Regions from separate parts of the Homo sapiens genome. Here region 1 is linked to region 2. A link is a loop called in an ENCODE intact Hi-C map of the cell type or tissue named here. Cell type or tissue: A673. All regions are shown on one strand. Each heading gives the region's core, and the rest is flanking DNA. Links, peaks and the distances in the headings are about the cores only. Region 1 overlaps C1orf87 (chromosome 1 open reading frame 87). Region 2 overlaps C1orf87 (chromosome 1 open reading frame 87).

The links. Hi-C counts contacts between places; a loop is a spot of excess contacts. Peaks named below come from ENCODE experiments on the same cell type or tissue, not always from the same donor. Only the 100,000 strongest peaks of a DNase experiment are listed, where the experiment ranks them.
Region 1: a loop joins it to region 2, with 1.9 times the contacts of the local background. A loop is called at or near these places in 4 of 110 quality-filtered maps.

What each region holds. Positions count from the first base shown.
Region 1 is chr1:59,978,650-59,990,432 of GRCh38, reverse strand. C1orf87 (chromosome 1 open reading frame 87) reads left to right here. Exons shown (of 12, transcript NM_152377.3): 12 at 1-39. Among named protein-coding and RNA genes, the nearest start is that of CYP2J2, 58 kb to the right of the region's middle. In A673, for the core only: no CTCF peak of the experiment used is centred there; a DNase peak (open chromatin) is centred at 3,732.
Region 2 is chr1:60,053,936-60,066,602 of GRCh38, reverse strand. C1orf87 (chromosome 1 open reading frame 87) reads left to right here. Exons shown (of 12, transcript NM_152377.3): 3 at 11,165-11,399. Among named protein-coding and RNA genes, the nearest start is that of C1orf87, 14 kb to the left of the region's middle. In A673, for the core only: no CTCF peak of the experiment used is centred there; a DNase peak (open chromatin) is centred at 6,752.

The DNA.
Region 1 (11,783 bases), core at 15-8,014, 74 kb after region 2:
AATCTCCTTCTGTTTTAATAAAACTTATTATTAATATTACATGTTTGATTTTTTCCTACATTGCTAATCAAACTATGTTGTTTCAAACCCCACAATTCCACATAGTAAAAAAAACATTAAATGTTGCCACTTCCCCACAGTGCCTGGAACCTAGTAGACCTATGAACATCATTTTTGGATAGGTAAATCATCCCTTCTCCTGGTCATTATTCTAGGAAGGATTTCCATACCATAAGAAAAATAAAAGTATTACCAATACACTATCTTAATCTTAAGCAGTAGAAGAAACATTTCAAGTGAGGTTTTCTGAACAAGTCCAATATTTTCTGCAGTACAAAACTAAACAACATTACACTGTCTCCAGGGGTATTTTCCAAAAGTCCAAGATAGAAGTTTTGAGGAAGGACTCCTTGGGACAAAGCGTTTTGGGAATAGGTAACATCCTTTGCTCTGCCTGGACAGGAAAACCAGGTGGAACTTTCCATCAGCTCCCATAGTTCTTCTGTTCTTAACATCCCCCCTGACTTTGCACCACTCACATAGCACACAGTTACACACGTATCACACCATACAGGTAGCATGAGCTCATTGAAGAAACACTGGCCTGGAGCTTCAGAGACAATGTGCTCCCAGCACCATCACTAATACTGGGTGATCAGGGTACTGAGTTTCCAATCTGTGTGCCAGACAAAATGAACAAGTTAGGTCAAGGGGAAAATCAAACAGAAAGGCCTCTGAGCATCCCTTTCTATCCATTTTATAAAATGAGGTGCTTCATGTACTCTTATAGACAAGGCCTTAAGAACAAAACTATTTGGATCCACTGAAATAAATGGTCTCTAAGGGTCTTCTAGTCTGACCTGCTTTGGTTTTTATAATCCTTGAGTTGTCCAGAAAAATGACTCTTGAAACCGACTGACCACCCTTTCTAGAACCCTTGGACTTTCTGGCTGCCTTTTAGGTCAAAAGAGCAAGCAAATAGACACGGCTTTCTCATTCTAACAAAATGCCAAGTAAGGACAATTAGAATAGTAGGTCAAAAATTTAATATGCCTTGAGCAACTATTGTGTTTGAGGAACCTGACATACTTTGTTTGGTCTATCTCTGACAATTCAATAAGACAGGTTTCACAGCTCTGTTTCACAGATGAGGAAACAGACTCAGAGGACAAGAAAGCTGTTTGGTTGTGCCAGTTAATATCTGCTAGAAGGTTCGTGCTTCCTGTGAAGGACTGGTCAACTGATACTGAGAAGGTCTCACTTTACCCTTCATCTCTGGGAGTAAGTGGGTTGGAGAGGCAGTTTGGGTAAAAGAAGATCCTAAACCTGAAGTCGGGGTTATTAGACAAAATCATAAGGCCCTGAAGAGCAATGATTTTACCTTGCCCAATTCTTAATATCCAATATCTAGCATAGTTTCTGATAAGTAGCCTCAGCATCCCCAAGCTACACAAATGCAGGGGGCTGCATTTACATAGAATGCAGCATGAAAGGTGCCACCAGAGCTGTGTGACCACAGGTTAAGCATAACCTGTACTATAGTCTTGGCTGAATGAATACTTCTATAAGTAGGGTAACCTTTACCAGATCTAGATCCACAGTCACCCTACTACCCTACCCCCCATATTTCCACACAGAGTAGAAAAAGAATAAATAGCTTCAAAAATAGCCAAAATCTGGCTCTTGCACTTAGCGGGTGGTAGACTTGACAAGTTGCTTAATCCCCCTGGAGTTCAGTTCCTTCATCTATAAAACAGAAGCAATTACATCTGTTTGAAGGATTGTTATAAACATTGAAAGCAATGCCATTTGAACAGTTCTTTGCATGTAATAACGATATACCCTTTTATGTCCCTTCCCTTAGCTGCTGAACATTCAAGAAGCTTCCAAAGTACTTTGAACAACGGTCTATGTGAAATGGCATAGGGAGGTCAGGCCACTACTACAGTAAGAACAAATTTTGAGATGTATCTGCCTTCTAGAGTCAAGTATCAATTGCTTTTGCATCGTCTCCTGGAATTCTCCACTGCTTTTCCCCAAGGGGTGTGTGTGTGTGTGTGTGTGTGTGTGTGTGTGTGTGTGTGTGTGTCTGTCTGTCTGTCTTAAAGAAAAAATTATTCTGACTCTTGTTAAAATCGTAAGGCAGGTTTTACTCAAAACTATCACAATAGTCATAGGAACCACTGCAATGGAGTTTTGCAGTAGGGGAGAGATATTGGGCTCAACTCTAAATTCAACAAGAAAAAGTGGGAATTGATAGACAAGGAGCATTGGGGAGGGGTGTTGGTGGATGGAAATTACTAAGAAGTGCCAGGAAGTCATTATGGTTCAGAATATCATTATGATCTCTATGCTGGAACTTCATGGTTTACTTATAGAAAGTCTGTTACTTTTCTCCCTTTTTTCTCAGAGCTGTGTCATTGTGAACTTCTAATAACCACTGTGTTGGGAAAGTCTGGTGTCAGTCTTGACCAGTGTCCTCCAAAAAAACCTTCCCAAATGGATGTCTGTGGATAGTGGACTGGTTATCCTTCAGTGTGCTCTGGAGATGCTTGGTGTCAATTGAGTATGTCCCAACTCCCCCAAAAACCTCAGGCTTTAAGGATGGAAAGGGCACAGAATGACAGAGGCAGGTTCTCATCAGCTGGGCAGACTCTTTCCCAGCTGTGTGGCCCTGAACAAGTCCCTACTTACCTGAGAGCATCATTCATATTAAATGAGATAATGCATGCAAATTGCCCAGTGCTATGCCTGGCACATAGACATGCTCCATAAGGGAAACTAGCTTATTTTAGTCTTATACAGGATTTCATTTTACCCCATCCAATGGGCCAAATGGTTGAATGCCTTTTCCAGGTACAGACATTTTCCAAGCCCACAGATGGTTCACCGACTGTGTGGTCCTGGAGGGCACAGAATATGTGTTCCACATTCCTGTCTCTCATTCTCTGTCCTGTACTTACTCCACAAAGTAAACCAATGAGGTTGGCATTACCATGCCCATTGTACAGGTGAGAAACAGAGGCTCAGGGTAGTGTATGTACTTGCCTAAGGACTTATAGCTGTGAGTGACTGAGCCAGGATTAGAACCCAGTCTTGCATAACTCCAAGTTCCTCAATGCTGTTGGCCACAGTTAGAGCAAATAAACCATACAATTCTCTTTAGCATGTGTGGTGTGTCCCTCCCAGCAAGTCTGGAGGTGACTGCAAGCCAGGAACAAGATCTTCCTGTCTTTGTGACCAGCGCAGAGCTCAGACGCACTGCCGAGTGGGCACCTGGCAATCATCTGCTAAGTGGAGCCCCCACGGGTACATTTTGAAAACCCAACAGCTTTTTGCCCTCTTCCCATCCTCCAGCTTCATCACTGCCTTCTGGGAACTGGAACAAAGATGGTTTTCAGGACTCTGGCATGGTATGTTCACACTACCAGAAGCACAACTGTAGAGATGGCGCAGTCCAAAAAGTTTGCTAAGTGCTTGCTGACTCTTCTGAGGAATTTCCCAAGATCATTAAGAGAAACAATAACAGGGGGTTTGATATTCTAATTGGGATCAGAGATTGGACAGCTTTGGAGCTGGCCAGAGAACTGTGAAGCTCTGAAAACAAATGCTCTCCTTTCTTCTCTCCCTCTCTTCACTCCTCTCTCTTCTAAGAGCCTTTCAGCTACAGTTCCAATGTTCCTTAGCAACAAAGGCGGGGTTCCCAGAGTCGGGCGTGCCTTAGGAATGCCAGCCATTTCCCTCATTAGCATTCGGGGGCCCTCATCTGCCTGCACAGTTGGCCACGGGACTGTGCAAAAGGCAAAGAGGCTTGCGGGAAGCCCAGCATCAAGCGTGGTTTGTTGGGAATGGGAAACCTCCACAAAGAGTTTTCAAACAAAAGGCATCAATATTATTTGTGGAGCCATCAGACTGCCTGGGGCACAATATGGCTCTGGCTGGGCCACATGCTCTCTCTCCAGGTTCTGTGTGAAGGCTTAATGGGGCTTCCCAGACACCTCTTGGCCAAGAACGCTAGCACATTGGAACGTCTCCCACCTCTTCCCTTCTCTCCTGTGCTGTCTTTCTCCAGACTCAGTTTATCCAGGATGGACAATGGGTGGAATCCATGGGCGGATTCCAACTGGCAGTGGGAGTGCCCGGAGGAGGAAGTTGACAAAGGGTAAATGGTCAGATGGTAGGACAATCGCAAACAGATGGTGCTGCTGGGAATGGATTCCAGGCAAATTCACAGGCAGATTGAGCTCTGACAAAGGCTGATCGAGACTTAGCTGGTGAAGAGAAATTGGCACTTTGAACCAAGCACTTGCTTAAAACACACACCCCACTCTCCCACACTATCTTCAACAGCTACACAAGGGCGACACCTAGCCTGGTTCTGACTCACCCGGATTCCAAAATACTGATCAATAGACCAATCTCTGGAAGATTACAACCAGCAAAACTATTTCTCAACATTCTCATAGAACCAGCCCTAAGCAGGGTTTCCTTCAGCCTGCATATTCTTGGACACCTTCAGGGACATGGATCTCACTACTTGTCTTCTTTTGCTTTCCAGACAGCTCCAGCTTGTTCTTCTAAAACAAGTTCCTCTTCTAGTCCCTTTTTTCTCTCCCTTGTGGCCAAAGAGAATGCAAAATGTGATCAATAATTGTAGCAAAAACTAACTCTGTGCCTGGCCCTTCTAGGCATCAGGGATAATTAAAAAGAAAGAAAGAAGGAAAGAAAACCGTATTTCTGTCCTCCAGAACTGACTTAATTTGGGAGGGATTAGGTGGAAGTGGATTTAGGGGAACAGATGTGTAGGCAAGTGTATTAGTTTGCTAGGGCTGCCATAACCAAGTACTGCAAACTGGCCAGCTTAAACAACAAAACTGTATTACCTCACAGTTCTGGAGGCTAGAAGCCCAAAATCAAAGTATCAATAGAGTTGATTCTTTCTAAGGGCCACAAGGGAGAATCTGTTTCATGCCCCTTCCTTGGCTTAATGTCTTCAGTATTGCTTGACTCGTTGAGGCATGACCTTGATCTATGCCTTCACCTTCACATTACATTCTCCTTCAGTATGTGTCTCTCTCTATGTCAGATTTCCTCTTTTCAATATGGCACCAGTCATATGGAATTAGGGCCCACCAGAACGATGAAGGACCTCATTTTAACTTGATCACCTCTGAAAAGGCTATTCCAAATAAGATCATGTTCTGAGGCACTGGAAGTTAGGACTTCAGCAGAACTTTCACGCAGGGATGCAATTCCACCTATGACAGCAAGTAGGTAAATAACTGTACTAGTGTGATAAGCACTTTCTTAAACTTACCGTGAGAGTAATGAGTGCACAACAGAAAGAATAAACATCTCAAATTGAGTGAATCAATGGGAGCTTATTGGGGGACAAGATGCTTGTGCTCAGCCTGGAATGTTGAACTGGATTCTGCCAGGTGAGTGAAGGCAGATGACCTTTCCTGGAAAGGGACAAGCATATGCAAGCCACATATTATCCCTTTTCCACCTGATGCTTTTTTATGATTTCCTGTCCCCTCCTCCCACAACACACACAATACCCCTAGGTTGTATACACTATGCCCCGCTCTTCCTCGATAAGCCAGGATTGGGATCCTTTCCTCACCCAGGGTGCACTCCTCCAGAGAGTATTGAACACAGGACTCCAGAAATGCTAAAGGCAGCCCCAGGCTAGAAGGACTTGACTTCTGACATTCACATGATTGAAATATAAATCCTCTATTTCATGATGAGTGACTGCCAACAACTGAAGGGGTGACTATTGCCTGAGGTTGGTGGGCATTTCCATAAGATCTTTCAGTGCCCTAACCCCACAAGGTAAGAATTCTGAGTCCCTTGTATCGTCTATTGCAAAATAACTATTGTTCAAAGTTTGCTTCATCCACTTAGGGAATGATACTTTCCAACCTCATTGATGTCAATCAGGCTTGGCCCATAACTTATGACTTATGACTTGCCACCCAGTGAGAGAATTAACTCCATCCTGTTGAGCCTGATCACTGCCTTTTGTCAGTGAAGTTGGGTAGAAGTAACGTCATTCCTAATGGTAGTTTTAAAGGATATTCTGTGGTTCTCCCATGTTCTCTTTTTCTTCACCGATAAGCCTGTGATAGCAGCCTAGAACCCAAAGTAAAGACAACATGGAGCACAGTAGAAATCAACATCATAGACATCAACATGAACCTATACATGAACAAAAACAAGTCTTTGAACATAAACAAAAAATAAGCCACTAAGAATCGAGATTGTTGCCATGGCAGAAGCTTACTGATACACCCTGGCAAGTAGGAGGAAAAGGAATATAATTCCCAACAAGAGCCTTTTAAACGCTGCAGCTTGAAATGCCCATTTGGAATCTTCTGGCTTTCCCTCTCCAACTCATTCATGGAGTCTTTGTTTCTTCAGCAAAATTGGCAGAGATAGCTAGCTGTCCACCAAAATTTGTGCTCCTTCTTTCATAATGGGTGGCTGAAGGTGGAAAGTAGCTGTCGAGCAGGGGCTTCATTTACAGCCCATCTTGCAAACAGACATGGCTTCTTGGCTAGGTCTCACCAGTGGAATGTGAACTGGAGTAATACATGTTCCTTCTGTGCTAGATATTTTAAGAAGCAGCAGGACCTTCTCCACTCTTTATCTTTCCACCATGCTCTTAATGACAAAAACAATTCTGCTTCTTTATTTACTTTCAGATACCTATAGCTGTCTCTCAGAGTGTGTTCCCTGGAATATTAAAACCAGGTGATGCTCTTCCAGACAGGTGTTTAATGTTCAAGTTTGGGAAACACCATAGCCTATATCCCTTCCTCCTTGGTAAGTCTCAATGCCCAAGGACTAACACAATGAAAACAAAACCAAACAAAAAGTCATCTTCTTCTTGTTTAATCCAAGTTCATTTGACCAAAGTAGTTTTTATTTTCAAATATAACATTTTGGCAGTTCTCAGAACCAGTGCTCTGTGCAAGACACTATAGAAAATGCTTTCCTAGGTGAAGTTTCAACACCTTAAGTCTTTTAAGTCACCTACCACACTTACTGATTCAGCAAGCATATTTAAAGCATGCACTATGTCCCAGGCCCTGTGCTCCCAAAGTGTCAGGGCCTCAAGTAGGGCATAGCCTATATGGAATATCAAATCAATATTGTTAAATAAACTGTATACTAATTGCATGGCTGCCATCACTCACCAAATAAGACCAACTGCAGCTTGGCTAACATCTTGCTAGAAACAAGCAGCTCATTGCATCCTTTGACTCACCACTGCCCATCCCTCCTGCCTCATCTGCCACTGTTTTCTCATCTTCATTTCAGCCACATGGACAACTCTTTGCTTCCTAAAGACATTATGCATGTTCCTGACTTTTTGCCTTTGCACACGCAATTTTCTCTTCTTGCAATACCTTTTCTCTTACTTTTAACTGTTAAATTCCTTTTTATTCTGCAAGAACTAGATCAAAGTTACCCTGTTGTATAAAACTTTCCATATCTCAAACCCTGACCTACACCTTCCTCTTTGAACTTCATATGTGTGAACCTCTGAAAAAACAGCCCATCCCAATTAAGTCATATCATCTATTCCCACCAGGGCTGACCTTACTTAACAACACTTTCTACTCCTTACTCAGCCATGGCACCACATGCCCTTAAATTCAGCATGTGGGAGAGAGACTAAAGGAAAAGAAAAGGAGCTAGGAAAGGTATTCCACTCTTTAGGTGCCAGGAGTGGAGGTAGGAATGGAAGAAGTTATAGAGAGATTGATTTTGAATTAATCTGAAAAAACACACTAACAATCAGAGCTGATGAACAATGAAGTAGGCTACTCTATAAGGTTGGTAGCTTCCTGAGAAGGACTCAGGATGGATGAAAATCTGTTCACGATGGGAAATAGTGGTCCCTTTCAAGATGGGTTGTGAAGGATCTGAGAATTTGCCAGGTCTTGGCCTCATGAATCCAATGGCAGAAGAGGAGGGAGAAGGTACCACTACACCTAGGATAAATTCGTGGTCTCTGCTCTTTTATATCCATAATCACACTAGTAACCACATAAACATCTTCTCCAGCTGATTTGCAGTCTGGAAGGCCCTGTCTAAATAAACCCCTGCCATTTATCTGCCATACATCAAACAAAGTACAGTGCACAGTGGGAGTTTCCAGAGCCTGAGATCCAACTTACACTCTGACTTTTGAAGGAGCATTTGGGTTAGATGCTCCTCCAAAACTCGGAGTGTAAGCTGGATGTCAGGCTCTTTAAACTCCCACTCATTATTCCTCCTACCTCCCGGAGGGATGAATTTCTGACCAGGTCAACTGTGATGACCTATGAGTTATCTAGGGCATGTTTCCAAGCATGCCCTTTATCCTCAGAACAACACAGAACAGCCAGGGGTGAAGAGGAACAAAAGAAGAATGGTGACCATCTGCAGATGAGGGTGCTGAGACTCAGAGAAGTTCTGTGACTTTGCTAAAGCTACAGGAGGAACTAGAGATGGAAGTGAAGACCTGCCTTCCTTCTGCACAGCTCTTGTTGCCCATTATTTGCTAGACCTGCCAGTCCTACTGCGTCCTGTCTTATTATCCAGCTTCCAGCAGCAGGTTTGCCCTGTTCCAACAGCCAGGTTGGCAGAGGGTGCAAGAAACTTTGTTGCCACTCAGTGCAGCTTAGGATTTGTTTCCTGCTGCCTTGTGCCAATGTTCACTGAACCTAAGGCAAGGGGAAGGGGACTCTGAATATTGAACACACGCTGTGGGCCAGGTTCTGTGGTCTAATCTAATACTCGTGACAGCCCTGAGAGGTGGGAATTCTTTCTACTTTATGAATGAAGAGGTGAGGCTTGGCAAAAGAGTGGTATAGCCATGGCTTAATCACAGATCTTCCCAGCCCCAAGGCCTGTGATGACCCCCACCCTGGGCCACCTGGAGGAACATGTAATGGCCTGGGTGTAGCTTCATTCTGGAGCTTCTAGTTACTGTGGGCCTCTCCGTCTCAGGAAGGAAAAGAGGAGCTCAGCCCTGCCTATTTCTGTCTTTTTTATTCAACAAGCATTTACTGAGCACCTACTGTGTGTTAGGCCTCAGTGAATAGTTTGAGTGGATTTCCAAAGATATGTCCAGACTTCCTTGCTAATGTTCCTATCCAAACACCACTAGACTTCCTTCCAATACTGACGCTTACCTGGAATTGGTCTGCTGGTAGCTTTTCTCCCTAGTACTTAGGGGATCAGAAAATACATGTCCATTTTCATCTACCTTTCTAATGCCTCAATCTCTCTCATCCTGAGAATGCCAATCAGCCAACACCTTGAATTCCCTCAGCTGTCTCTGGGATCCTGATGAGGCATTGTTACTTATTCCTATATAGATAGCTTAGCTGTTCGTTGACACGAGGCCATCACAGATACTGCAGACATACCACACGGACACTTTAGAACAAAGCATTTGTCATTCTTATCCATCCATCCATTTGTCAGTTCAACACACACAAACCCGTCACTCTGCTTGGTGCTGTGCTGGGTACTGGGCACACGTGGATGAGTAAGGCAACATCACAATCTATGAGAGAAGGCAGACACTAACGCTGTTGAGTACGATGGTGTGCAAGTGTTGTGTGTGAGGAAAACCAGGAGTGCTTAGCCACAGCAGAGAGGCACATGGCTCAGCACAGTAAGAGAAAGGCAGCTGTTGTCAGGGAAGGCTTCCTGGAGTATTTAGGACTAAGCAGAGTCCTGAGAAAGAAAAAGCAATTGGCCAGAGTGGGGATCGGGCGGGGTATTTGCGTGGCAGGGATGAATTTTCTAGGTAGAACGAGCAAGATAAGAGTGACTCTGAGACATGAGTTTGCTCTCTGTTCTGACAATTGTAAACTATGGTTACCTACACACATGAGATGCCAGGTGAAAGTGAAGGAGGCAAAACCAGAGAAAATAGGAGCAGATCTTAAAGACCCTTGATGCTCTTCTAAGACTCAAAACAGGGGGCAAAGGAGTGTGATGTAGTCAGATGAATGTTTTGATTACTTGGGGGCCATTTGAGGAGATAGGTCAGAGACTCAAAAGTGAAAGCAGGAAAACCTACTACATACCACTTGTGTAAATTGGATAAAACATTTAATCATATTGAATTTCAGTCTCTTCATCTGTAAAGTATAGGCCCTTGCAGGAGCTCTTCTGCAGGAGCATTATAAGGGTTGGATACAACATATAGAAAGCCTTACACACAATGTCTGACACTGAACAGGTCTCATAATGGTAGCTGTGTACTTTATAATATTCATGTTCTGTAATAATCTGATCATAAAGACAAAGGAACTTTCAGAGAGATGTGCCTTTCTTAGGAAGGGCATGTGGGATAATGCCATCAGGAGAACAGCTTCAAGGGAGTCATTAACACACACCAGTAAATAATTTATGCATTTGGACCATTTTTCAAAAGCCCTATTATTATTCCTACTCCCTGACTCACAGTGACGCTGGTATTCGCAGCGCATTAGTTAATTTCATGGCCCTGTTGTGAATCTTACAATATTTCATCCCCCTAATTCAAAATATTCATTCCAAGTGGTTCCAACTTCACAAATAAATAATTCCTGTTGGAAAATGGGAGTTTTTCCATCTGCCCAGCCCATTTTCCATCTGTTCCTACAAGCTCATGGCAGGACAGAGCTGGGTCATGAGGCCCTGTTGATTGGTCCTGATTTAAGAAGAAATGGCTTTCTCCCAGATGGATTGCGCGTTAGTGATAAAGATTAGTTTCCACTGTTATCAGTTACTGTGTTATGAGACAGTTTTAAGGATCTGGAAAACAATCGAAAAGTACATGACAGAAGAAAGAAGAGAAGTGTTGTGTTGTCTTAGCTCCCACGATGAGTTTGACATTCTTCTAGGCACCATATACACCATGCATACATCATTTCATAACTGCAACAACACAACAGGTATATGTGATTATGTCTATCTGACACATGAAAGAAGTAAGGATGAGAGGGGCTTAAAAATCTGCCTAAGGTCTCATAATTTGCAAATAAGGGAGCTAGGGCTGATTGCAAAACCCAGGCTCAGTCCACAACACAAGAGATTCAAAAGAGCCTCGTGCTTTAAGAATGGAAAGTATATTGGCCATAGAATTGTGATTATGTTTTTTTTGGTAACCATGTAATATAATAGATGATCCCACGAAATAAGAGCAATTTATTTCAGATCTTTATGTGATGTTGGAGCTAGACAAAGGAAGAGAGTCACTTCCTGATAATCAGAATATAGATAGAGTCTCATCTTAGAAAAAGCAGTGGACTATGAATTGGGAAACTCGAACTCATATTCTAGGATCCTCAGCTTATTGTCTTAACAGCAAGGACAAACCACTTAACTGTCTGGGCTTTGGTTTCCACAACTGGAAAGAGATAGTTCACATTATGTTGCCTCTTCTGTACCTCACAAGGTCTAGAAAGGCACACCTATAGGAAGCATGTAGGACTACAGAGAGTAGTACAGTTTGTCAATGATAACATTTCATGCAAATATTAGGTAACACTTTTATTTCTGTCCCTGCCTGCAAGAAAATAAGGAGCTTGTGTCAGAGTGTAAATCTAGGCAATGCTTCCTTCATTGAGAAAGTCTGGCAACAGAAAAATAGTAGCGGAACTTAATGGTGTACTTAGTGATGTAATTGATTTACTTCATCACAGACTAAGCAAATAGTCCATGGACCAATGCCAGCCTGTGATCTCCATGTTGAGTCTTGCTGTATAGACCACCTTGAAGAAAGCAGC
Region 2 (12,667 bases), core at 2,336-10,335:
ATGACTTTGAGGGTTCCAAGACTTCAGTGGAGGAATCACTGCAGGTGTGGTGAAAATAATAAGAGAACTAGAATTAGAAGTGAAGCCTGAAGATGTGACTGAATTTCTGCAATCTCATGATAAAACTCAAATAGATGAGGAGTTGCTTCTTATAGATGAGCAAAGAAAGTGGTTTTTTGAGATAGAATCAATTCTCCTGGTGAAGATGCTGTGAACATTGTTGAATTGACAACAAAGGATTTAGAATATCATATAAACTTAGTTGATAAAGCTGTGGCAGTAATTGAGAGGATTGATTCCAATTGTGAAAGAAGTTTCCCTGTGGGTAAAATACTATCAAACAGCATCATATGTTACAGAGAAATCTTTTGTAAAATGATGAGTCAATAGATGCAGCAAACTTTATTGCTGTCTTAAGAAATTGCACAACCACTGCAACCTACAGCAACTACCAACCTCATTAGTCAGCAGGTATCATCGAGGCAAGCCCCTCCACTATCAAAAAGATGAGGACTTGCTAAAGGCTCACAGATGATTATTAGCATATTTTAACAACAAAGTATTTTTAATTAAGGTATGTGCATTGTTTTTTAGACTATTGTATTGCACACATTAGAGACTACAGTATAGTGTAAATATAACTTTTATGTGCACCATGAAACCAAAAAAAATATGTGAATCACTTTATTGTGATATTTGCTTTATTGCAGCTCTCTGGAACTAAACCACAAATCACTGAGGTATACCTGTAATTTGCATTGATATTTATACCCAAGATATGCAAAGTTCTGGTATTTTCCCATGTGACTCTCCTAAAGCCCATATTCTGTCATTTTTGAATCCTCCAAAACCATTTATATTAATAAATTCTTTGTGACTTGTCTTAAACTCCTTTAAGTGTTAAAGTTAATGGTTTTAGAAATTAATGTATATATGGAATTCCATCAACTTCTTTTTCACAAATATTAACTGAGCACCTACTGAGTGCCAAGCCATGGAGACACAGAAGTGTACCTGAAGTTCTAGTGATGGGAAACACATAATAGACAGATAAACAATGATTGTTCATGCAGGGATAGTGCAATAAGGAAAAATAAAGGAACATAAGGGTCTATCAGCTCTTAAAGGGTCCCAGAAGCTGTCTCTGAGCAGGAGACATTTGAACTGAGACAGTGCAGAGATAAGCAGCTAGAATTATGCAATGAGAATTATCCCAGGTTAGCTACCAGTGAGCTAAGACTAGCCCAGCCTTCCTCCGTGTGCGTATGGCTCTACCAGATTTAAACTCTCCATGAAGCTAATAGTATCTTCTTCCCTCCCCTGCTCAAGAAAAAGAGGCTGCAACTATTCACAGGTCTCAAGTTTGCCCAATATTGGGCATCTGACATTCTCATTTACTGTTACAAACCGATGGCACTTAAGTTGACTGCCTGGAGCCCAGGTAATTTTTTTTTCTTTTTGTATAAGGTTGCCTCATGCTTGCCTCATTGTATTAGTCAGGGTTCTCTAGGGGGCAGAACAAATAAGATATATATAAATAATATATATTTTATATATTATTAAATATATATATTAAATATATATATTTAATATATATTTAATATTTATATGTATTTTATAATAAATATTTATTTATTTATATATTATATATTTATTATATATTTTATATTATATATTATATAATATAAAATATTATATATTTAGAATATATATTTATTTAGAACAAATATATATTTATATATAATAAATATATAAATATATAATTATATATTTAATATATATTTATATATATTAAATATAATTATATATTTAATATATATTTATATATTAAATATAATTATATATTTATATATTTAATATTCTATTTAAATATATTTAAATATATTTATATATATTGAAATAATATATTTATATATAAATATATATTTATATATAATTATATATTTAATATATAAAATATATCATATATATTTATATATATGATATATTTTATATATAGGACATATATATATTATATATGATATATATCCTATTAGTTTTATATATATAAAATATATATAATGATTATTAGCATATTTTAGCAATAAAGTATTTTTAATTAAGGTATGTGCATTCTTTTAGACAATGCTATTGCACACATAATAGACTACAGTATAGTGTAAACATAACTTTTATGTGCACCATGAAACCAAAAAAAGTATGTGAATCACTTTGTTGTGATATTGTGTGTGTATATATATATTATATATTACATATATTACATATATAGTATATATAATATATAATTTATATATTATATATAAAATATATATATAATATATAATTTATATATGATATATAAAATATATATATCATATATAAAGGGGAGTTTATTAAGTATTAACTCACACAATCACAAAGTTCCACAATAGGCCATCACAAGGTGAAGAACAAGGAGAGCCAGTCTGAGTCCCAAAACTGAACAACTTGGAGTTCAATGTTGGAGGTCAGGAAGCATCCAGCACAGGAGAAAGATGTAGGCTGGGAGGCTAGGCCAGTCTAGCCTTTTCACATTTTTCTGCCTGCTCTATATTCTATCTGCACTGGCAGCTGATTAGATGGTGCCACCCAGATTGAGGGTGGGTCTGCCTTTCCCAGCCCACTGACTCAAATGTTAACCTCCTTTGGCAACACCCTCACAGACACACCCAGGATCAATAATTTGCATCCGTCAATCCTATCGAGTTGACACTCAGTACTGGCCATCACACTCATAAAAATCAGAACACCATCCCTCACCAGGAGCACAGTGCTCAGGATCAGGGAACCCATATACCTGCTGCTTTTCTGCCACTGAGGTCCAGCTTGCACCAAGTGATACCACAGGTACTCGCCTCCATCCTAGTGACTCCACAGACCTACAGAGAAAGTAAATCATGTAAATATCTGATGAAAGAGCATTCTAAGGAGACAGAATAGTCAGAACAAAGCCTCTTGGTATGCTTAAGAAAGAGCAGGAAAGCCATTTTTTGTGGAGCACGGTGGGGAATGGGGAGAGGAGCAGGAAATAAGGTCAGAGAAGCCAGTAGGGCCATAGTAGAAACTTTGGATTTTGTTCCATGTAGAATGGGAAACCATTGGAAAATTGAGAGCAGTGCTGCTCACATTGTATTTATGTTTTCTAAAGGCTGCTTCTGTCTGTTAAGTGGTGAGTAACTTGGGAGTGACACAAATAAAAAGAGAGAAAACATTTGGAGAGTTATTATGATAATCCAGGCAGGAGATGGAAGCACTGAACAATTATAGTCCATACATAAAGTATGGATAAATTTTGTGATTGAAAAATTCAAGTATCCCATTTATTATTTTTTAGAAACAACTGATCAATAAGCCTTATCTTTGTTTACTACTTTTCTCACTATACAATCTACACAATAGCTGAATATCTATGAACTCAATCTCTCATTAAAACTGAACAATAACATCACAGAAGATACTTATCTTCATTTTTACAAGTTCAAAATAATAAAGTAGTATGCTAAAATCATACTTCTATTAAGCCCTTTCCACTGCATTAAACTGCTTCTGTATTAATATCCTGGAATAATTTTTGTTTGTTTTTGTTTGTTTTTGTGTTTGTTTTAGGCACTGTGAGAAGTATAAAGAAGCATAATATACTGTTGTTCTGGTCATAAGTCTGCAAATAAGAATACAGGGCATTATGAAAGCAAATATTAAATAGATGTTTTAGAAAACTTATAAGTGTCCGTTGATCCCAAATATTGAGACTATGAGGTAACAGTTATTTTTGCCATTTGAATTCTATATAGTTTAAAAAATATAATACAAAGTCAAAGTCAAAAACAAAATACTGTTTACAACATATGTGACAGAAAAATAATTAACTCCTAAATGCATAAAGGCTTTTCCAAATCAATGGGAAAAAGATGAACAGCCTCATTTCAATAATTGGCAATAGACCTAGACAGGAAATAGAAGAAATAAAAAGGAACAACAGATATGTGGGGGTATATTCAACCTGCAGGATAATAAAAGAAATGTAAACAGTAATGAGACATTATTTTTTACAAATCAAATTAGGAATGTTTTATAATGGAGATACCCAGTGCTGGCAGGTGTTTAGAGAAAATACTCATATGATACTGTGTTTTTTAAAGTATACTTATTGAAAGCCTTAAAAGTATATGTACTTTGGCATAAGATCTGTATCTATGAATCAGTTCTGTGGAAATGATTATGGATGGGTATAATGATTTGGTTTCGAAGATTTACACAAAAATGTGTGTTGTGTCTGGGTCCCAATAGGAAACAGATTATACACTCAAACAAGGATGGCTTTAGTTAAAAAGGACTAATTACAAAGATGTATGCTGAGATTAAGAGAACTGCAAGTTATGGTGCAGGAATCATGGGCTAGCAGCTGCAAGGTTGGTAGGAGCACTAGGTCTGAAGAGAGGAGAGGAGGGGAATGTTACCGAAACTAAATAAAGGAAGCATTCTGCCTCTCGGGCCATCTTGAGAAAAGCAGTGACCTTTGGTCAAGAGACACAGGTAGCCTGAGTCAACCTTGCAGGGAGGGAACCTCCTCCTGCCAGGGCTACCCATTGGCCCAAACCACCTAGAATCATAAGACATAGGCACTGCTTTTCTTAGAGACAGGATCTCTGTCCATCACCCAGGCTGGAGTACAATGGAGGGATTGTAGCTCATTGCAGCCTGGAACTCCTGGGCTCAAGCAATCCTCCTGCCTCAGCTTCCCAAGTAGCTGGAACTACAGGTGTGCACCACAAAGCCCAGCTATTTTTTTTTTTTTTTTTTTTTTTTTTGGTAGAGATGGGGTTTGGCCATGTTGTCCAGGCTGGTCTGGAGCTCCTGGCTTCAAGTGATCTTCTTACCTAGGCCTCCCAAAGTATGAGATTATACGTGTGAGCCACTATGCCTGGCCTCATGGGCACCATTGATAGAGTAAGTCCACAGAGGTCAATTTCCTGGGGTTGAGAAGGATGGTGAGGATATAGGTGCAAAAGAAACATCTCCAGCAGAGCAGCAACATTGAAATTAATGAAAATTTGGAAATCAAATTAATGTTCAACAATATAGGAAAAATTAAATAAGCTATCTTATATCTATATAATGAAATACCATTAGACATTTAAAATGTTGGTGTAGAGATAGAAGTATTGGCCTGTAAAGGTATCTGTGTTATTTTGTCAATTGGAAATTTTTTTAAGAGATTAGAAAGGTTGATTACAATCAATCTTTGTTTTAGAAACAAAATAAAACTTCTCATGTGTGTATATGGAAGCTTTGTATAAAGAGATTAAATGATATTTGGCCACCTTTAGTTTCGCCAGCTAAGATTTTGAGATAACAAATTTATATTGATAGAGTATTTTTAAATCCATCATCTTTTTATATATTCCTGATTTAGTTCAACCTGATTAAACAAAATAACATAGCAATAATGATTGCTCCTCGTTCCCATAGACCATGTGGATGCATCCAGACGTGATGCAGAGACAGAACTGTTTATGCTGCATCCTCTCAGAGTATGGATAGAAGACCTGGCTCAGAAACTGTGCCCTACAGCACAGAGATCATTGGTGAAGAGGCCAGGCAGTTGCACAGTCATTTTGCTTAGACTTGCAAAAGCGAAACAGGAGAGAATGCAAGTGCAAAAGACATTACATTTCAAGCCATTAAAGATTGGTTCCCAGATTTACATTTTAGCCAATAAACATTGGCTCCAGACTGGTAAAGCTGCACTGTCTGTAAAGCTCTTGGGTGTAATCCACCTGAGGACATCGTGATGCAACAATGTTTGGGTTGTTTTTTTTTAATCACAATTAAGGAATGTGATTGCTTTATCAGAATAGATTTTTAATACTAATTAATCTTTGTTTTTTAAAGGGGGGGTGATTTCTAAAATTTGTATTTACTGTGATTGGTAAATAACAAGGTGGCCAGATAGATTGCATTAATTATCTCTCTTTTTATCTATTTAAATAGATTTTCTTGAGTTCCTATCTACTACAAAACCTTTACTTTTTGAACTTTAGTTTTGTCTGTCAATAAAGGAAGTTTTGGGATTCCAGAGAAAGAAGCATCCCTTTGTACCTGAGTGATGAGGAGTGTGTGTATAAAGGAGCTAGCACTTTAAGTTATGATTAACATAAAATTACTATTTGTCGAGGTCTGGTGGAGGAACACCAGGCTTGGTGCTCAATATTTTATACATTTTATCTTGATAAGGATTATTTTTTCTCATCTCACAGCTGAGAACCTGAAAATCAGATATTCCCAAAGTCACACAACATGAAAGAATTTATGTGTGGTGGCTGACACACATAAGCATTTAGATAGAACATATTAGCTAAAATAATTACATTGATAAAGAAATGATTCAAGTATAGGTTCAGGAGTTGAATGAACATATTTTTTTGATCTTTTCGAAGACTAAATTTCTATGATAATAGTACATGGTATGGTTCCATGACATAAAAAAAAAAAAAGAAAAAGAAACAAAAAACCTTCATACTTTGACACAATAGCATTAGCTACATTAGCACAGGCTTCACATTTCAGCTTCCCTGTGGAGTTTGGTGAGCTTTTTCAGCTGTACTCCCCTCCCATTTCCGATTTTATTTTTTATTGTCTTTTTAAAAAGAGAAAAGTCTGGTTGTCTTGATTATCTCTTATTACTTACAAATAAGAACATGCTTTCATTTACTGAAATTAGATCCCCATTCACTGTGTTGGCACACTCTAGGCTGTCTTCTCCAGAGGGTTTAGGGCCTGTTAGATGGCGCACAGTTGGAAATTGGTGGCATTGAGTCGCTGCCAAGGCTGGCAGACCTTTAAGATGGCATCTGGTGACCTTTTGCTGAGCCCCCTGGGTCCTTCATTTGAGATTTTATGTTCTCGGCAGGGGTGTAATCCAAATCAAATGTGAGATCTGGTGAGTTGGAGTTACATGGGAGGTGGGGCCAGCGGGGGATCCCTACCTTGCTTTGGGCAGAGGATGCTACTAGACGCCTTTGCAATGTTTCTTTCTAACCCTGAGACTCTGTGCTCTAATGGAGGGTGACTCTAATGGGCTGGTTTGCAGAAAGAGCCCGGTGAGAGAGGGAACGACTGGACAGTTTTCTCCTCATTTATTTATCATCCAGGAACACAGTAATCCTCTCTAATTGCTCTCATTCCTGGATGACACTAAACTCTTCACGGCACCCCCAGAGCAGCAGCTGAGGTCAGAAGTACATATGCGGAAGCTAGCTGTGTCTTGCTTCCAAGATAGTATTGATGGCGTTTTTCCCCCCTTCTTTTGAAATGGCAAATGTCTATTTTCAGTAATGTAGGTAGATGGTACACAAGCCTAGGAGGAAGAACTGTGAGTTTGTGAACAACATAACAACCAATGCGTGTTGACAAATTGTTTGTGCTAACCACAGACACATGCCGTTTCTCAGCTAGAGAGTCATTTTCTTGATAATTTTCAAAGCGCTATGTATTTTTTTTTAAATACAGCTTTTACTTGAAACAGATTTAACAGGTTATTTTTGGTTTTACATCTACAGGGACTGTTTTAAAAGACAGGCAGATACATTTTACATTTCTCAAGCAATTCTGTCCTGACACTGCCCACAAAAGGATTTCAAAGGTGATTAAAGCAAAGATAATCCATTGTCCCTGCCTTTATCCAAAAGAGTTAACTCCCTGCCAAAAGACCATTTTTGCCTTCAAATCCTGCACTTCCTACTTTGGTTACCTGCTCCTGTACTTTCAGCTCCTCACATAATCCCAAACTTCCATGGACCTTCCTCTGACTCTACTGCCAATAGGATCTGAGTCTGTGCAATGAAGTAGACAGGTTTAAATCCTGGCTCCACTACTGAAAAGCCATGTAAATAGAGTTAGGCCAATCACATCAACTTTCCTGGCCTTAATTTCTTCATTCTAAAATAATAATAATAGGAACACCTGACTATACGGTTGATTTAAGAAATATATAATCTAATGTATATAAATAAGTATAGCGTGGCTGTCATGTTAAATGTTCAGCAATAATATTATTTATGTAAACATTGCAAACCATAGTTATTTCTGTTTCTTATGAACTTCAAATAGTACTGAATCTTTGTAATGTTCATTTGGCATTTATTTATATGCTAACTGGGTATGTTTCATATAACTTATGTAAATTTTATACCAATTTAATACTTTATAGAGATACAACATACCTATATTTACATAAAAGTATACATCATAAGTCTACCACTCACTGAATTCTCACAAATGTGATATACTCATGCAATAAACACCCAGATCAAGAAACAAAATAGTACCAGCATCCCAGAAACCCCGTTATGCTTTCTTCTGGGCTATACATCTCCCCTCAAAGGTAATCACTACCCTGATTTCTACAATATAGTTTTACCAGTTGTTAGCTTTATTGTTTGCATTATTTTTGGACAACCAAATGAAATTTAAATTTCTTGAAGGCAGGGAACATATATGTCTTCTCTCATTGCAAAAAACTATTTGTCAAATATACACTCTCCTTCTCATACTCCTGTCTTGCACTATTATCATTTGAGTGTGTTTGTCTGGCAAAGCCCCAGTTCTGTGTGAGCCTCACTGTCTGCCTTCTCTGCATGTCTGTGAGGACTACTGGGTGAAGTGCCATTCACGCTCTCAAATTGATTTCACAAAAATCAATGGTCTTTAACCTTAACTGGCCACTCAGTTGGCCCAGCCAACCTGTCTTATTTTTCTGATCACCCCTCTTCCACTCTTCATAGCAGCTGTCCCAAACCATCTGCCCTTAATTCAGACTTTCTACCCCATCATTTCCCCGATGAGACCCAAGGTAACCATACCTTGTTATCAGAGAAAATTCAAGCTGTCAGCAATTTGATCAACATCTTGTCATCAAATGTACTAATTTGCCTACATCCTTACCTATTTTTCTACAACCTTAACCCTGAGGTTTCCCTTCTGTGTCTGTCCTCTCAATGACTTCCATTTCCCTTTGTCAAGGTTCATCTTATATCATCAATGATATCCTCTCCTTTTCTGCAGTTCAACTGGCTATTCACCATTGGCATTTCAACAGGCTAAACTCCCTAACATCTTTGAACATGATAACAAAGTCTTATCTGAAACCCTATATTCCACATCAATCATCACCCCATCTTTCTCCCTTCTTGCAGCCAAACTTCTTCAGACAGGTCTTTATACTTCCTGTCTACATTGCTTGTCCCCCTTCTTTCTTCAATCCACTTCAGTCTAGCATCCACCTACATTACCTCATTGCAACTCCCTATACCAAGATTCCTGACTACATCTTCATGGCTAACCCAATGGACCCTTTTCAGAAATTTCCTTTCTCAGCAGCATTTAATACTGTTGTCCTCTCTCTGGAGACATCCTCTTGCTTTTCTACGAAGTCTTCCTTCTAGTCTCCTGATTTCCCTTCTACTTTACCGGGAATTTTTTTAAAGCTCTTTTTAAGGCTCATCTTTCCTCTTTAAATGTAGTATCCATCAGAGTTTTTTCCTAGGCCTTCTTTTCTTCTTGTGCTACCACCACCAAAAGGATGACTATAAAAATATACATATATTCAAATTATTGCCCATGGTTTGGTCTTATTCAAATCAACAAGTATTGGAGTTCAACAAGTATTATTTAAATCAATGGATGTTATATTTAGATAACATGATATGCTTGTAAATGGATCTTTTCCACTGTATCTATAAATAACAGCTAGAATTTATAGAATGCCATGTAGGTACAAGGCATAGCTACTTTGAAACTTATTTTTTCAGATTATAGAATAGTATTTTCCTATGTAGAAAATTTAGAACAATAATACTATGAAGTATAATCTGACATGATATAGTGTAATAGAGTGTAATGTAATACGCTAAGTTCTACCACCCGGAGATACTGTTAACTTCTGGCACATTGTTTGCTACATGGAATAGGCACACACGTTATATACATGCCTTTTACACAGTTGAGACAATCATATATTCACTTACTTTTATAAGTGGACATTTACTTGTATCATTAAATTATTCATAACTATTTTAATGACTTCATACCCTTTATCACAAGCAAAGAATGAAATAGTCAATGCATCCACCTATTACTAAATATTTAGAGTTTTCTTTTTTTTTGCATTTTTCTCCTTAATACACATGCTTTAACATTGTTCTACAATGTCAGAGTTTCAGCTTCTTGACTCCTAATGTTTTGTCAGGTCACCCACTGTAAGAATTATATCTGTCTTCTATGTTTAAAATGGTACCTTGTTACTGTTTTGATTTGTAAGACTTTCCATTATTTTTTTATTTTTTATTTTTTTAGAGACGTGTCACCCAGGCTGGAGTCTAGTGGTGCGATCTCGGCTCACTGCAACCTCCACCTCCTGGGTTCAAGCGATTCTTCTGCCTCAGCCTCCCAAGTAGCTGGGACTACAGGTGTGTGCCACCACGCCCGGCTGATTTTTGTATTTTTAGTAGAGACGGGGTTTCACCGTATTGGCCAGGTTGGTCTCAAACTCCTGACCTCATGATCCACCCGCCTCAGCCTCCCAAAGTGCTGGGATTACAGGTGTGAGGACTTTTAGTTGTTAAACAAAGTTGAACCTTTAATTTTGTTTGTTATTTGAATTTCCTTGAATCATCCTACAGTTTTTTTTTTCTTTTCTCTAATATTAAACTTAAATGAAAGGCTCCCAGGAGAAAAGGAAGTCTCAAGGGGAGAGGCATAGAGCAGAACTGGAGCTGACAAACTGTTTTGACTTTCTTTTCTAAGGCTGAAAATACCTGTTACATTTACAAGTAAGAAATGTGATAACCTTTAGGGTTCATTTTTCATACTGGCCATTGCTTACAGTAAGGGTTTGGGAGCAGATGGATAGATTATGAGTATGAGGAAGAGGGTAAGGAAAAAGATAAAGCCTGCAAAGATAATATTAATAACATGTTCTCTCTATGGTCAATGATGCATAGACAAATAACCAATGTTTATGCTTCCACATTCCACTGTGCTGAGTTTCTACTGTTCACAACACCAAACACACCTTCTGTTCTTATGCCAGCCTAGTGTATGAGGAGTCTGCCTGTAAGTAACAAAGTATACAATTCTTTCTTCACAGCAAGGAGAATGACAGCTTGAAAACAGAAACCCAAACAATGCACCAGAAACCAATGACTGATAATGCAAGGCAGATGAGCAGAGACACCCCAGTTCCCATTAACTTCACTGATCAGCAAACCACTGATAATCCAGATGATGTGAAAGAGAAAAAGCACCCAGAGAACAACCAGAAATCAGAAAACAACCAGAAACTACTAACAGGGGCAAACAGTAGCAGATTCCTGGATGGCAATGTGAGTGACAAAAAATACCCACGTTTATCTTGATAATTTATTAGGAAAATATAGATAAAAACATAGGTTCACACAAAAACACACTGTACAAATGTTCATTAATATATTTTGCATGAGATAGAAGTAAGAATCAATTTTTTTCAATCTGAAAATGAACTTCAGGGTCATTTTGTATATTGTATCTTTGCTGACCACCAACGGAGTTGGTCATGATCACCAAAGAAGTTGGTCATGACAACCAATGGAGTTGGTCAACCTATTCTGCCTGTGGTTAGCTCAGTGATACTCAGTGTTGTTACTATACATGCAAAGTTGGGGCGTGTTGGAGGGTAAGAGTCTGTCTGCTTTTACATTACAAAAAGAAATAATTTATTTTAAAAATACAATGCAACCATGTCTAATTACAAAAAAAAATTATAGGCCCCAAACTCTGTTGATAGAAATATATACCACTGCACTCTGTTAACAATCAACCAAACAATTCATAACAAACTAACTTGATGATGATGAATCTATATGATTAGTAGTTTGTAATTAAAAAGCAAGTAAAGCAGCAATTGAAAACTGGATCTAAATCAAGACAAAACTAATGATTCATTGATAACAAAGTACCATTTCCAAAATTGCTGAAATTGCAATTAAACAGATACATAGAGTAGGAGTTTTGCAATGCTGCCAAGCATTAAGTGACAGCCAGATATTTTAGTAAAATACTGAATTAGATTCTGCAGTACACTCTAACATAACTATTTTTAGTTTGTAATTTTAATAGCCCTTTCTAAATCACTGAGCTGCTAGCTAGTCTTTAGTCATATGAGAAAATGAATGCCTATGGATTTGTGATCTTCTGCTCATAAGAACCATGCAAAGGATCAAATTTTGGAGTGGTTAACAGCCTATCTATGGACCTCAGGCTATACTCTGCAAGGTCTAGTTGAACACTGAAGACCAGAAATGAAAGTGACTTTCCCAAAACATGAGTGACACAGATTGAGCTGTCACTCAAGCCTCTTAGTCTCCAGTTTGGCTGAATCCTTGAATTTAGGCCTTGGTTACAGCAAAAGATAGTGAATCTGCAGAGGTGATATAATCCATTTGAATGATCAAATGTGAATTTTTATCTGAATGTTTTAACCTAATTTAGATTCTGGCATTAATATATTTGTTGTTTTTGCTCCCAAAGAATGGCCTTGGTAATAATATTATGGTTATAAAAGACGTTATTATTGACTGATTGCTTCGAGGTAAATTTTATTATTTACTCTTTG